2 separate regions of the Homo sapiens genome follow, and region 1 is linked to region 2. A link is a loop called in an ENCODE intact Hi-C map of the cell type or tissue named here. Cell type or tissue: HepG2. All regions are shown on one strand. Each heading gives the region's core, and the rest is flanking DNA. Links, peaks and the distances in the headings are about the cores only.

The links. Hi-C counts contacts between places; a loop is a spot of excess contacts. Peaks named below come from ENCODE experiments on the same cell type or tissue, not always from the same donor. Only the 100,000 strongest peaks of a DNase experiment are listed, where the experiment ranks them.
Region 1: a loop joins it to region 2, with 4 times the contacts of the local background. A loop is called at or near these places in 5 of 110 quality-filtered maps.

What each region holds. Positions count from the first base shown.
Region 1 is chr6:49,448,900-49,457,227 of GRCh38, forward strand. MMUT (methylmalonyl-CoA mutase) reads right to left here. Exons shown (of 13, transcript NM_000255.4): 4 at 7,181-7,338; 5 at 4,686-4,857; 6 at 2,567-2,815; 7 at 1-28. Among named protein-coding and RNA genes, the nearest start is that of MMUT, 10 kb to the right of the region's middle. In HepG2, for the core only: a CTCF peak has its summit at 4,445 (motif pointing right); no DNase peak of the experiment used is centred there.
Region 2 is chr6:49,520,018-49,528,364 of GRCh38, forward strand. It overlaps GLYATL3 (glycine-N-acyltransferase like 3), which reads left to right. Exons shown (of 6, transcript NM_001010904.2): 5 at 1,628-1,754; 6 at 6,471-8,061. The coding sequence ends at 6,897. Among named protein-coding and RNA genes, the nearest start is that of GLYATL3, 24 kb to the left of the region's middle. In HepG2, for the core only: no CTCF peak of the experiment used is centred there; a DNase peak (open chromatin) is centred at 3,124; H3K4me3 peaks cover 1,007 bases.

The sequences.
Region 1 (8,328 bases), core at 1-8,000, 71 kb before region 2:
CACCCATTTCTTCAATTTCATTAATGAGCTAAAAAGAAAAACATTAACAAAACTAAAAGAGAATATTAAAAATGTGTGTAAACTATATAAATTTGTTATGAGTGTTATATAATTACTAATATTAATAAAATTATAAACTAAATGTTAATGTTTCATAAGAACAGAATTAAATAAACATCAAAGTCATTAATTAGAATTTGTGTGTTTATAGTTACTTGAAAAGACAACTAACAAGTATATTCCAAAAAACACAAAACCTCTTAAGTCTTGGGAGAAAATTAAAGCAACATCAATTCTCTAATCTTTATTTTTAGGTACATAAAGTTTTCATAATTACATAAAGTCTGTAAGAAAAATATATTTTAAAATGCAATTTACTTTTGATTTGAGCTGCAGAGAAACAATGTAACCTCATCTTTAATGAAATCAGGAAACATTTAAACCTTCAATCATAGCTTCATATATGAAGGCAGAAAACAGACAGTGGAATGATATATGACTTAGCAGAAAGGATCAAGGTCAACCTGCTTTTCCCTGATGAATTCAAGAAAGAAGAATCTATATTGGATTCTACGTAAGTGTAAAATGAGAAGCTAAAAAGAAGAAGACAATTTGAGAGTCTGCAACCACCCCTCTCTCATTCTGTCAGGAGAACCAAAGTTTACTGTCTACAGAAAATGAACTCGAGACACAATGAACTATCAAATACCAAATACAGACAGAAGTAAGGGTAAGATGTCTTACTGAAATAAAAGCCTGTACTCTGACTAAAGACTAAAAACAAAAAGCACAGAGAGAAAATGGAGACAATACAGGATGTAAAAGAAAACTTCAGAAAATATCATGAATTCAGAATATAAATGGATTCTGTACTAATGAAACAAATGAAGATGACATTAATTATAAGGGGGAAATTAGAAAACAAAAATGAGCTCTACGAATCAAAAATATAATACATGAATGTAAAAATAAGTAGAAATATAAAGTTGACAAATCTTTAAGAACACAGAAAAAAAAGGCAAACAGATATACTATAGAAAAGATAAGAGCAGGCAGGGAGCAGTGGCTCATGCCTGTAATCCCAGCTCTTTGGGAGGCCAAGGTGAGTGGATCACGAGGTCAGGAGTTTGAGACCAGCCTGACCAACACGGTGAACCCCCGTCTCCATTAAAAATACAAAAATTATCCGGGTGTGGTGGTGTGTGCCTGTAATCCCAGCTACTCGGGAGGCTGAGACAGGAGAATCGCTTGAACTAGGGAGTCAAAAGTTGCAGTAAGCCGAGATCACGCCACTGCACTCCAGCCTGGTGACAGAGTAAGACTCTGTCTTAAAAAAAAAAAAAAAAAAGATAAGAACATCAGCACATCAGGATATTATTTAAGGAGGTCCGTAGCTTATGACTAGGAGTTCTAGAAAGAGAACCCATATGAAAATGACAAGAAAAATACTGTCAAAGAAATAATACAAGAAAATTTCCTAGAGCTATAAAAATATTTTTTAAAAAAAGGTGAGATGAAAAAGACCCAATAAAGGTTCAGTACCATGTAGGAAAAAATACACCAAGTTATACATCAATACAAAAAATAAAGAAGAGGTCCCAATACTTTCAGAAAGAAAGATCCTGAATGAGAATGGCATCAAATTTCTGATCAGAAATATTGAAAGCCAGAATAAAAATCTAGAATAAAAAACAGATCAATGCTTATAAACTTGCTTATGAATTTCCTGAATGGAAATAATGTCAAGCTTAGTCAGGCTATTAATCAATTATAAAAATAGAATAAAGACATTCCCAAACAGGAAAAGTTTCAAATAATTTATCTCCCATGCACCATTTTTAGCAGGTTTCTATGAGATGTACTTCCAAATAACCAAGAGATAGACATGGGATTCAAGATTCAGAATTAAACAGAGGAGAAATGAAAATATATTCCTACTATAATGGCAAAGAGGAGTCAAAGAACAGCAATAGTGAGCAGAAATAGAGAAAAAACAATTTAAGTCAAATGAGAACATTAGAAGAATTCAGAAAAGATTACATTGAGATATAATTATATTGGTAGTAAGGGAGGAGGAAAAGTAGGGGTATGAATCAGCCAAAATCTAAACTACCCTACTAGGAAAGCAATAGATAGTGTCTAAGGTCTCATGTGTAATGTCTACAGTTGATAAAATTACAAGAAATAGTATACATGTGATTTTAAACTATGCAGATAAAAACAAAAATAAGCAAAGAAGTATGTATCTTACTCCAGGAAGCAGGAAAAAACAAGTGGATGATCAAAAACTGCTGTTCTTTGTATGAGCTTTTTAATACTAGCTGTCTTTTTAATTCTTTTAATAAAATACTTTAATAGAAATGTATTTTTAAATGGATTGTTTTGAAAACTATAAAATCAAATCTGAATTTTTTTTGCAAACATCGTTTAAATTATTATATAAATCTGTAAGTGATTTGATTTATAAATTTAAAATCTATAAATCTTGACTTGTAAGTTTTAAAATCTATAAATCTTTACAAATCTGTAAATTCTGAAAACAAAGTTGCAAAGTGGAAAAACTTACCTTTAAAGCAGCATCATAAACATCATTTGTGAGACATTCCATCATGTAAGAACCTCCCCAAGGATCAGCCACTTTGGGAATCCCAGATTCTTCTTGAATGATGATTTGTGTGTTCCTGGCAATTCGAGCACTTTTCACAGTTGGCAAACCCAAAGCTTCATCAAAAGAATTTGTGTGCAAAGACTGAGTCCCTCCAAATACTGCTGCCATTGCTTCTATTGCAGTACGGACAATATTATTGTAGGGATCCTAAAATATTTGATAAAAAACAAAAACTCAAAGAAACAGGTGATAGATATTGCAACTATAAACAGCAACATGATTAAACAGCAACTGCTGCATATTTTCTATGTCAATTTCCATATTAAGCTTCAGAATAGCAAATAAATTCAGACAAATTAGTTTAGAAGCCAAAATTAGAAGAGTCAGAGTTCAGTGTTTAGTGCCTCTTATAATCCTCTGAAATATCAGATATTGTTGTGCTTACTTTTATATTGCCTAAATACTTTTCTATAAGTATATCAACAATGCATTCTTTTTCTACTTAAGATTATATAGTCCTTCATTTCATAATTCACTCTTTGCTGATTATTTTGTCTACCTCACAGTATCTACCACAATGATGTGTACAAAACAGGCACTGAATAAATGTTAATAAAATAGATGAACAATGAACTGAGATATCAGAAATTTGAGTTCTAGTTTATTGCATGCCTAATTGTGATTTGGGCAAGTCATTGGATCTCTCTGAACTTCAGTTTCTTTAGCTGAAAAAATAAGCAGGTTAAAATAAAAATGATTATTAAAGTTCCTTCCAACCCTAAAAATCTCTTATTTCTCCATGTATTTATTTATTTATTTTTATTTTATTTATTTATTTATTTTGAGACGGAGTCTCGCTCTGTTGCCCAGGCTGGAGTGCAGTGGCGCAATCTCGGCTCACTGTAAGCTCTGCCTCCCGGGTTCACTCCAATCTCTTGCCTCAGCCTCCTGAGTAGCTGGGACTATAGGTGCCTGCCAACACACCTGGCTAATTTTTTTGTATTTTTAGTAGAGACGGGGTTTCACCATGTTAGCCAGGATGATCTTGATCTCCTGACCTTGTGATCTGCCCGCCTTGGCCTCCCAAAGTGCTGGGATTTACAGGCGTGAGCCACTGTGCCAGGTCTATTTCTCCATTTATAAGAACCTGAAGTTTTATTTCATACAGAGTATAATAGTTATTATTCAACATTTAAATGTATAAAAGCAATGTAACTTTGCACATATAAATTATTTTTAAATGTACCAAAATAATTTCATATGTAAAGAGAACATGTATAAAAACAAGGCCATAACTATACAATTTTTAAGAGAACAAATTAAATTACCCAAGTAAAAACAGTCTTTAAACAGTCTGCTTGCATGCTTGCTTAAATACATAACTTTAACACATAAAATATGTATGTATATATAATTAATTTTAAATAGGCAGTTTTATGTTAAGAATTATAACTCTTACAATTATATGAGAGTACTAACTTATGACTTTTGCTTCCTTCTCATCATCAAATTCTGTTTTCTTTCTTTCTTTGTTTTTTTTTTTTTTTTTTTTAGACGTAGTTGTGCTCTTGTTGCCCAGGCTGGAGTGCAGTGGCGTCATCTTGGCTCACTGCAACCTCCGATTCCCAGGTTCAAGTGATTCTCCTACGTCAGCTTCCCAAGTAGCTGGGATTATAGGCATGCACCACCACGCCCAACTAATTTTGTATTTTTAGTAGAGGTAGGTTTTTGCCAGGTTGGCCAGGCTGGGTGCCTCGGCCTCCCAAAATGTTGGAATTACTGGTGTGAGCCAACTCGCCCAGCCTTGTTTACTTTTACAAGTGTTTCAGCACTACAGGGAAGCTAGGATGTAAGTGATTTTATATTGTTAACCACCAGAGGGAGACAATTTTTATTTATTTATTTATTATATTATGTATAATTACAAACCTAAGTATACATTATGCTTCAGAATATTTATCATTTCAAATATTAACAGATAGCTTCTTAATTCTATTTCCTGCTTGTGCCACATTGCTCAGAAAAAATATATATATATAACTTTATTAAAATTCTACATTTTAAATTATATACATACCTGCTCAGTAAGTGACCATCCAGATGTCTGACAGTGTGCTCTTAGAAGAAGAGATTTTGAGTTTTTAGGCTGAAACATTTTCTCTATTAAGTGAGCCCAGAGTCTTCTACCAGCTCTCATCTTTGCTATTTCCATATAGAAATTCATTCCAATTCCCCAGAAGAAAGACAACCTAAAATAGTAACGTTAGGTCCAGAATTTAATTAAAGTTAACAATATAGAGCAGAAAATAAAACTAATTGTATCACACACTAGAAAATCAAGGTCTATATTTTAATTTCGAAGAACTTAATTTGAATTAAGATCAGTGCACGTACATTTATGTAACTTTAAACCTAACATAAAATTACAGTTTTATGCATATGGAAGAAATTTTGCTTCAGGTAAGAATTATTCACTTTGTAATTGGTTTTCTTAATGAAAGAATCTCTTCCTATGCCCTTCATTAAATAAAGATTCAATTTATTTAAAAAATGTATATTTTAGGAATACTCAATATGTAAGACAGGAGTCACCTATGAATGAAATAAAACAGCAAATTTGCTTTGTTTAGCCAGAAAAGTGTTTTGTAAAAGAATGATTGTGCATTGGTCTAGGCATATACTTCTCCAATTTGTGCCCTTCACCTCTCCCTTTTATCTTATATTCTGTGCTGATTTAAACATTTAGGTTACTTGCCTGTCTCTAAAGGCACAAAGCTTGCAAATCTACTTCTGACACATTTTTGGAAGTTCTTTTTTTGAGACAGAGTCTTGTTCTATTGCACAGGCTGGAGTGCAATGAAGCAATGTCGGGTCACTGCAACCTCCACTTCCCAGGTTCAAGCGATTCTTGTGCCTCACCCTCCCAAGTAGCTGGAATTACAGACAAGCACCACCATGCCCAGCTAATTTTTGTATTTTTAATAGAGACTGGGTTTCGCCATGTTGGCCAGACTGGTCTTGAATTCCTGGCCTCATGTGATCTGTCCGCCTCGGTCACCCGAAGCACTGGGATTACAGGCATGAGCCACCACACCCAGCCTTGAAAGAAGTTCTTAACACAGCAGTTTTCAAATATTTTGATCTCAGGTTCCCTTTCTACTCTTAAAACTTACTGAAAATTCCAAAGAATTTATTTCTTTATTTGTATAATATCTATCAATATTTTATTTACTAGTTCATTCAAAAGTAACAATAAGGAAGGGCACAGAGGCTACTGCCTAGAATCTCAGCACTTTAGGAGGCCAAGGCAGGAGGATAGCTTGAGCCCAGGAGTTTGATACCAGCTAGGCAACACAGGGAAACCCCATCTCTACAGGAAAACTTAAAACTTAGCCAGGTATGGTGGCACACACCTGTAGTCACAGCTACTTGGGAGCCTGAGGTGGGAGGAACCCTTAAGCCTGGCAGGCTGAGGCTGCAATGAGCAGTGATCATGCCATTGCACTCCAGCATGTGCAACAGAGCAAGATCCTATCTCAATAATCATCAAATCAAATCAAAATAAACCCACAACATGTTAACATTAGTAACATTTCTTATGAAAAATAAGTATGCTTCTTAAAAAAATATATATATATATAATAAAAGCATCATTGTTTTACATTTTTGCAAATCTCTTCAATGTATGGCTTAAGAGAAAACAGCTGGAGTCTCATATCTGTTTCTGCAATCTGTTGCAGTATCACATATCGTGTAGCTTCTGAAAAACATCACTATAAATTCTTGAGAAAATGAAAGTGAAAAAGGCAAATAAAGCTCTAACATAAGCATAAAAACAGTTTTGATCTCAAATACCCCAGAAAGAGTCTTAGCAATGCCCAACTGTTCTTAGACCACACTTTGGGAACTGCTGTCACAGTAAGTACACAAATCCCTGGTACAAAGGAGCATTTCAGTAGTCTATAAACACTAAAGGCAGAAGCTATGTTTTCTACATGTTGTATTGTCAGCATATAGGCTAGTGTTTGGCACAGCAAAGCTTAGCAAGTGATTGCTGTACTGATTGAACCACCGAATGACTTTCGACTTCCAAATTTAAATATTTCATAAACTACATTTAAGTTTTCCCATATTTTTCATACAACATTATTAAGAAACTGTTGTGAAACAAATGTTTCAACAGCACAGTGGATCCCAAAACATTACATTAGATAGTGCAACAGAAAAAAAAATAATAATAGATGAATTCTGTATTCTAAAATGGAAAAATTAGAAAAAACTGTCTCAACATTATGTTTACATTTTAATGTAATTTGTTAAAATGTGGAACTTAATTGTGTTCTCTAAATAGCTGGAGACAAGATATTCCTCAAATTTACAAAGAAGTACAGCCAAATTTAATTCTATTTTTTATTAGAAATATTGGCTTTTTCTCTCATTATCACTCAGATAAAATATAAGAAAATCTAAATCTAGCCTGACATTTATATTTATAAATTCATTTTATCAATATATAAAATGGTCCTATGCATTTCTTAATGTTGAAACAATATCTAGGTTTAATTTACTCACCTTGGTGCAAATTCATCAATTGTCAGGCCAGCCTGGAGTCCAGTTCTAGAGTACTCCAATCCATCTGCTAAAGTATAGGCCAGCTCCAGAATGGCATCAGCCCCTGCTTCCTGCATATGGTATCCACTAATTGAAATTGAATTAAATTTTGGCATGTGCTACATAAAAAAAAAAATTGTAACAGTGAATAAGTAAAAATATTAAAAGGTCCTATTAAATCCACTTTCTAAGCATAAACATTATTTTAAAATGATGTTAAATTCAAATAAACTTGGTAGTTCATAATGTTAACAAAATATTTAATGCTTATTTGTTACATTTAATTTGCTTTCCAATTTAAATGGTTCGTCCATGAACCATCATCAGGACTGTACCTACTTTATTTTTCTGGTGGACAAGAATTTATACTAACCATTCTGAAAGTTTAAATTGTGGAATTAGCTAGCTGAGGTTAGGAATGTAACCTTTGGCCTGAGAACTAAATGAAGCATTTTTAATTCCAAACCAATGACTTGGACCTCATAAGAGGTTGTAGACCCAAACCTTGGGTTAATCTGCTTAAGATGTATAAATTTATTATTATTTACTAGTTATTAATTTTCTAGTTTGAATGAAGGCATCAAACATGAATAAGTACACAGTAGGAAAAAAAATAAAATGATTTGATTCTTAGTACTATATGTTGAAACAAAATGGGATAAAATGCATGGCTTTAAAAATCAAAGATTTCAGTTTGATTTACTGTGACATTTAATACTAAGCATATCCCAGACAGGTTCTTTCCACCACAATCACTACAAAAACTGTATTTCCACTATTCCCCTAAAATTTCATGTTAGGTAGAGTACATCACACATATCCTGCACAGCCAAGAAAAACTATCTTTACCAAGAGTTAACCAAACATAAAATGCTTGCTACACAATGCTTGCTAGAGTTTGGAGATAACAGTAATTACAAGGGTTGATAAAGATAAAAAGGGTTGATGACGATTTTCTCTGTGCCATGAAATAATGATCTAACTTTAACGTAGGTAAGGAGAAGGAGTACGTTGCTGGTAAGAAGCAAAGAGTGAATAATGGGGGGAAATATAAACAAATTGCTCACAGGAAAATGAAGGAGGAAAATGTGTCCCTATGGAAGGATTTT
Region 2 (8,347 bases), core at 38-8,037:
TTCTCATAGAAGGTAGGTAGAAAGAGGCAGAGCAAGATGGGAAGTTCCTTTCATTTGTGGGAAAGGAGAAAATCATTTGTTAAAAGTCGTAACTTGTAAAGAAGACAAAAGGACATGATCAAGAACACCATGAAGAGGCAATCAACAAAATCCAAGACTGTGAAAACTGCACAGCAAACACCTCGGTGTTTTAAACAAATAAACTGAAAGAATCAAAGAGTGGGGGTAGGGATTGAAGGAAAACAGGTAGATTAAAAAATTTGAGACCAAAATTAAACTATAGTGTGTTTAAGAACACACACTTGAAAAGTAGGCACTGCCTCCTTTTTTCTCATAGTCTTTTGAATCACTTAGATGGAATTCAGTGTTATAATATGAGATACTAGCCACAGCATCTGTAATTTTAATAACATTAACTCAAAAGCCTACTTATCTTTTCTGAGGCTTAACTCCCTGAGGGAGGAGCCAAGGCTCCGATACCACACTGTGTTCAATACACCTTCCCACTCATGCATTCTTCAAGAAGTCCCAGGCCCACACTGAAGAGCCTTACCAGTGGGGAAGAAACAAGCCATTAGTCATGGGAAGAGGGGAAGTCAGTTTGCAGAGAATTCAATCCAACAGGACACAGGCTGGAAAGGATGGAGTAGATGGGGATTTGGAAAGGTGGAGAAAGGAATCATACTATAACCTCTCTAAGAACAAAGACCAGGAAGGGCCAGGCATGGTGGATTATGCCTGTAATCCAAGCGCTTTGGGAGACCAAGGCAGGAGGATCACTTGAGGCCAGGAGTTTGAGACCAACCTGGACTTATAGGGAGACCCCATCTCTACAAAAACAAAACAAAACAAAACTTAAAAAATAAATCAGCCAAGTGGTGGCATGCACTCAGGAGGCTGAAAGAGGGGGATCATTTGAGCCCAGGAGTTCATGGTTATAGTAAGCTATGATCATTCCACTGCACTCTAACCTGGGCAAGAGAGCAAGACCCTGTTTCTAAATAAAATAAAGAAAAGAAACCATACCATTTTTGTGTACCACTATGAACATTGTCTAGTACAGTACTTTATATATATACAACACCTACTGAATCAAGATTTATCAAATAACTATGACAAGTGGAATCTGGGTGAGGTAAGTTCAGGGTAAATCTCACCAACACTGAGTTACACCTTGAGTTCTGTAATGGCGAGGTGTAATAGAGAGTCTTTGAAGTTGGTTTGCCACGCCAAACAAATCTAAGCTCTTGTATACTTCATAGACTTTTAGAGCTCTAAAATGTCATCCTTTATTTCGTGGAGCTTAAGGTTAGTCCGAGAGTCCAAAGTATCAATATTCTCCCAAGAAATTCTAAAGTCCCGTGAGATATTCCCATCATAAGTTTCTATGAAGATCGTGATGAGTGGTCCCAATGGGCAACATCATGGGAATTTGAAACGCCTACAAAAATTTGAAACTTAGACAATAGCTGTAATAATTTAGATGTAAGTATACAGTGGTTAGGATAATACAAGGTGGCAAACTGCTAGTATTGATGATTCTCAGTATAAAATTACTGCAACAAATTTCCTTTTTGCTTTTTCAACTAAAATGCCCACATATTAAATTATGTCTTTCTATACACAGGGCTGCAGAGTGAGTTATATGATGTTTCCAAAGCGGTTGCCAATTCAAAGCAGTTGAATATAAAGCTAACTTCCTTCAAGGCTGTTCATTTTTCTCCTGTTTCATCTCTGCCAGATACCAGTTTCCTGTATGTAAACCAAGTTTTTGCATTTGGGGCAGGACTTACTGCTATAGAAGTACACGTAGCAGTAACTGGGGTACTTAGTATCACTATGGAATATCCAGGCACTCTGGATTTCAACCATTGAGCACAAACGGGAGTATGTGTGTGAGTGTGTGTGTGTGTTTACTCTTCTCCTCTCTCCTGTGCTTGACTGCTCATAATTTCATTGAAAATCAAATCAGTATATTTGTCCATAGTTATAAATGAACTCAGAATTCCTGTGTTTTCATAGTATCCATGGAAAAAGCATTCCTTGGTGTCCTTATCCCTCAAATAATTCTAAATAATATATACTGTCTGAGTCCAAAGTTGTTATTGATTTTGCTGTTTCAGGGATGGGGGTATATAGCTGACTTATGTTGCGCTCTTATGTGTCAGGGACTACATATCTTAAATATATTATCCCATTAGTTCTTTCCACAACCCTGTGAAGTAGGACTATTATTATTGCCCCTCCCACCCCCACACACCTTTTTAAACAGAGATGAAGTAACACACAAGGGCAAATTATAGAGCCAAGAAAGAATCCCAAGTCCAACTCCAGATGCAATCTTTCAAAACACTCATTAGTTTGTATCTGCATTTATTCTTCTTTTGGAGTCCCTGCTCTGTCATTTACTAATTACCTTTCTGAGTCTCAATTTCTTCTGAATTCGTTCCTTTAAGTGTTTTTTAAATTAATATCATTTTAAATCAACAAATAATAATTGTACACATTCATGGGGTACAATGTGATGTCTTGATAAATGTATATACTGTAGAATGATTAAACCAAGCCAGTTAATATTAAAAAAAGTTGTAATATTTTCCTGACACGTTGTTTTGCAAGAGACTGAAGCAAGATAGTTAAAAATCACCCACCTCAACGAATGTTAATTTTCTTTACTCCTACAGTGAATGTTGAAGAAATTGTTGAGCAAAACAGCACTAAACCTTAAGAATGTACATTTTAAGTCATAGGAAAGCAACTGGATTTTCTTTTATTGTATTTCTAATTATGAAAATTTCAAACACACATAAATGTTTAAAGGATAGTATAAAGAACCTCCCACCAATACATAGCTGACCTTATTTAATTCATACAACTATATATTCTTTCCACTTCCTGGATTATTTTGAAGAAAATGTCCCAGACATTATCCTTAAATATTTTAATATGTAACTCTAAAAAATGAGTCTTAAAAAAAAAACACCCACTATACGGATATTACTCCTGTGTCCGAGGTCCCCAAGAACACCCACAGGTTCTATGGTTCACTATATTGACATACAGGACTCAGCAAATATACTCACGGCTATGATTGATTACAATGAAGAGATAAAATGCAAAATCAACAAAGGGAAAGGGAGCATTGTGTAAAGTCCAGAGGAAGCCAGGCACAAGCTTCCAAGAGTTCTCTCTCAGTGGAGTCACACAGAATGTGCTCAGTCCCTAAGCAATGACCTGTAATGATATGTGTAAAACGTTTCAAACTCCTGGCCTCAAGCAATCCTCCTGTCAGGGCCTCCCCAAATGATGGGATTACAGGCATGAGCCACCGTGCTCTGCTAAAAGTTGTCTACCACGGAAACTTATTATTAGACACTCAGTGCCCAGGATTTTATTGGCAGCATCCTCTGCCTAGCACAGACTGATTTCCTAGACTCGCAGAAGGAAAGCCAATGTTCAGCAAAACCCACACTGTTTGCACAACTTAATCACAGTGAGCCATTTATGTGAGTCCTGGAAATGGTAGCCCCCCTCCAGATCCATGTTCTCAGACACCAACCAAGGGTCAACCTTGCAATTCGGCCTTTTTAAGGGCGATGGCCTCAAGCCTTCTATGTTAGTCTTTTCTGCACATTCCCTTAAAATACTGTTAACATATTTCCTTAAAGTAAAATAACATTATTCATATTTCCGATATTGTCGTAATATTTTTAAGCTTGTTTTGAATCAACATCTAAACAAGGTTCATACATAGACCTCTTTAATACATCTGAAGTTTCCTTTGACTTATAAGTTCCCCTTCATCTTTATTTTTTGCATTACTTTTCTGTTGAAGAAACCAAGTTATTTGTTCTTTGAAGTATCCCATAATCTGTTTACTATTGTATGCCTGAGGTATTATTTTAAAATTTCCTCTGTCCAGTCAAGCCTTTTGAAATGGGGTTTTAACTTGAACTCTTCTGCATACAGTTAGACATTTTGTCTTTTTTTTTTTTTTCTTAACTTCCCACACAACACTGATGCAAACAATTTGCCTTTAACACCTAAGTCATTACTCAACTGCGTGAACTCTATTTTGAACACCCAGCCCTTTGGAAACAAGGTCAGAGTCTCTAACACAACTACTCCTGAAACACTTGCCTTAGCAATGATTTTATTTGCAGTGATATTTCTGCCTGCTTTAAAGTTCATTTTCAAAAACTCAATTGAAAATTCCATTAGGCCAGCTAATTTTTTCCCCCTGCTTAGTGGATAGATGACTGGCCCAGTTCCATAGCTGATAATATGCCTGAAATGTGCAATAACACTACACACCTCTAATTAAAAGAAAACACAAATTTTTACTTTATAAAAATGATGACAAGAACATTATCTCTTACCGGTCACTGGGGATAGTCTTATGATATTAATAGCTTTAAGACTGAGAGCAAATTCTGAGGCACTGTCAGCCTCATAGGCTTTCAACTAAGTAATCCATTTCAGTTTTGAGAAATTGCAGCAATTCTTTTTCTTTATCTTAATATCAGGGGCTTTATATAGTAAACTAATAAAAACTTTCATACCATTAGAATAAATACAGTGAAAGCTAGTGGCCTATACAAATACTGCCAATGGAAAAGTTGAAGGTTGGTACTATTTAACCTAGAAAACAGCAGGCCGAGGAGACAGTTTTAAAGAACAAATATGGCCAGGTGCAGTGGCTCACACCTGTAATCCCAGCACTTGCCGAGGCGGGTAGATCACCCTGAGGTCAGGAATTCGAGACCAGCCTGGCCAACATGGCAAAACTCCATATCTACTGAAAATAAAAAAATTAGCTGGGCATGTTGGCACGCGCCTGTCATCCCAGCTGCTTGGGAGGCTAAGGCAGGAGAATCGCTTGAACTCAGGGGGCAGAGGTTGCAGTGAGCCACTGCACTCCAGCCTGGGCAACAATGCGAGACTCCCTCTCAAAAAAAAAAAAAAAAAAAAAAAGAACAAACATTTCTAAAGCATGCACATATGCTTGGCATATTAAGAGATTTTATTTCTTTTTTGGCCATGGATGCATAACCACAGAAGTTCTATTCTAAAACATTTTTTTTTTTTTTTTATTGAGCAAAAGATTAGGGCTTCAAGAATCTGGACTTACCAAGGCCTCAGAGAGGATTTCAGCAGAGTCAGGACTAAATAAAAGCAATTCTGAGGGTTTTTGTTGTTGTTGTTGTTGTTTACAGAAAGTGTTAAAAGAAAAACTTTAGACAGATTAAATTTAGCAACGTTGGTCTGGGTGCAGTGGCTCACACCTGTAATAATCCCAACACTTTGGGAGGTCTAGGATGTTGGATCACTGGAGTGCAGCAGTTGGAGGCCAGCCTAGCCAAAATGGTGAAACCTTGTCTCTACTAAAAATACAAAAATTAGCCAGGCGTGGTGGCACACCTGTAATCCCACACGCACGTGAGGCTGAGATACGAGAATCGCTTGAACCGGGGAGGTGGAGGTTGCAGTGAGCCGAGATTGCACCACCGCAACTCCAAACTGAGAGACAGAGCAAGGCTCTCAAAAAAAAAAAAAAAAAAAAAAAAAAAAAAAAAAATTCAGCAACGTTTATTTGAGCAAAGAACAGTTCATGAATCTGGCAGCACTCAGAATGAGAAGTTCAGAGTTATACCCACCAGTGGGAGATTTTATACGCCAGACACAGAAGCAAAGTAGGTAAATCCTCTGATTGGCAACAGTTAGGTATATTTGGGCATGGTCTGCTCACTTACCTGCCTGTGATTGACTTGTATAACAAACTCAGCTGTGCATTATAGTTCTAGGGTTGGTTTTGTGTCAAGTTAGGTTGCAGTTCAACACGCGGGGACTCAAGGTATGGAGGGAGCTGCAGGCCAAACTTAATTTATTTAACAACAGAAACACTTTCCTTAACCTGTGCTGAAGGCAAAAGCAAGTGAACATAAAATTAGAAGCAACGACTTAAATTTGATGTAATAAGTGTTTTGTCTTCTCAGAAATGAAACCCGGAAAGGTGTTGGTAAATCGGGAATGGTGGATTCTAACTCACTGAAAATCTTAGGTGCCCTCTCAGGGATGGTTTCTCAGTTTGAACCAATATGAAAAGAGTAGTTATAGGTCGGGCATGGTGGCTCACGCCTATAATCTCAGCTCTTTGGGAGGCCGGGAGGGGTGAATCACGAGGTCAGGAGTTCGAGAACAGCCTGGCCAACATCGTGAAATCCCGTCTCTACTAAAAATACAAAAATTAGCTGGGATGGTGACGGGTGCCTGTAATCCCAGCTACTTGGGAGGCTGAGGCAGGAGAATTGCTTGAACCCGGGAGGCAGAGGTTGCAGTGAGCAGAGATCACGCCACTGCACTCCAGCCTGGGCGACAGAGCAAGACTGTGTCTCGAAAAAAAAAATGTGTAGTTATGTATAACCACATGAGTCTGAGGTCCTATTTGTTTTTGTGTCATTCTGGTCTAGCAAGGGGCCTTCCCCACGACTAACCTACCTGAGTGTTGCCAATGCGGATCTACTCAACCGGACTTGGTCCCGGGGAGGCAATGAACAATGTCTCCGGTACATCGCCAACCTCATCTCCTGCTTCCCTAGTGTGTGTGTCCGGGATGAGAAGGGAAACCCGGTCTCCTGGTCCATCACAGACCAGTTTGCCACCATGTGCCATGGCTACACCCTGCCAGAACATCGCAGGAAAGGTTACAGCCGGCTGGTGGCCCTCACGCTGGCCAGGAAGTTGCAAAGCCGGGGATTCCCCTCTCAGGGGAACGTCCTGGATGACAACACGGCGTCTATAAGCCTCCTGAAGAGTCTCCATGCTGAGTTCTTGCCTTGTCGCTTCCACAGGCTTATTCTCACCCCTGCGACTTTCTCTGGCCTGCCTCACCTCTAGCCCAGTAAAAAACTGCAGTGGTTTTATTACTTTCCCTGAGCATACACACACTCTTGGCTGCCAACGAGGGGAGAGTTAAAATGGGAATCAGGGGACTCTTGAGTTGTTGGAAAGGGTCTGGAGAATATATACAGGATCCACTTGAGAAGCCTTAATTTTTCGTATCTCAGGTTTCTCCAGTAAATAGCTGTGGGGGTGAAGAGTAGCTGTGGCTGAAGACTGAGGACGATTGTCCTCCTGTAGGATCCACTGTAGGAGAATAGGTTCTAAAGCCAGCAGTTTTAGTGTACTAGGAGAAATTACTGCATGAGAACAAATGATTTAACAGAGGACCACGTGGCTACTGCTTTTTGATTGCTGCTTGGACCTCTGCTCTGTATTCTTAAAGCCACACCGCTTCCCTACTGCCATCATATTCCCCTGTCCCCACTGCTATGTCTCATCAACCTCTGTTCCTAACACCTCTGCCACCAAGTTCTCTGTAGAGTAACCTCCTTTTTCCCCTTTAATTACTTGCTCTTTACTTCTGCCTAGGACTCTAGCCTATAGTTCACTGCCCTGGGAATGTTCAAATATAGTGGTTCTTACATTTTAGTGTTTATCAGAATCACCCAGAGGGCAGGTTGCAACACACATCACTAGGCCTCTCCTTCTACGAGGTAGGGCCCAAAATTTGCATTTCTAACAGCTTCCCACTGCTTATTTGCCTTGGATGAATGACAATATGGGCATTTTGATGCTATAAACAAATGCTGTCACCATAGAACTAGACTTTACCTATAACCTATTTCAGCCCCCTTATTTATAGTCTACTTTCCCATATAAAACTAAGATTTATATATAGGGGTGTTTGGGGGTATGCAAATGAATATATAACATATATGCATACACATATATATACATTCTCTTCATTTCTTTTATATGTATAGGTATATACTCATAGAATTTTGATAAGATAATAAATTTTAACCCTTTGATTACATATGAAAAATTTGAGGACCAGAGAAAATAAATGACTTTTTCAAGATTATATTCTTTATAATCAGTACTGGAGGCAAAGCCAGAATGCTGCCATTTTAATTCCAATCTGTTATTTTCACTAAATCATGTATCCTTTTTTATAATGAAAATTAAAATGCTTACATAATTAAAATATTAATTTTAGTTTTCTCTTATTCTTGTCATTATTTCTTAATTTGGGTTCTGATTGCTTGTGTATGTATACCTTTCAAGGTCAGTAAAGAAAGAGATAAGCATCACCAGCTCTGTTCTCTATTTATAATAAAAGCAGGCACTAACACAATAGTTAGATTTGCCTTGTCTTGATAATGTTGACTTAGCTATATAGAAAATATTGGTTTCTTATCCCCAAGGAGGTCACAAAATTCTGACTACAAAGATAAGGGAAAATCCAACTTTCAGGCATTCATTCTGAGAAAAGGAAGCAAAC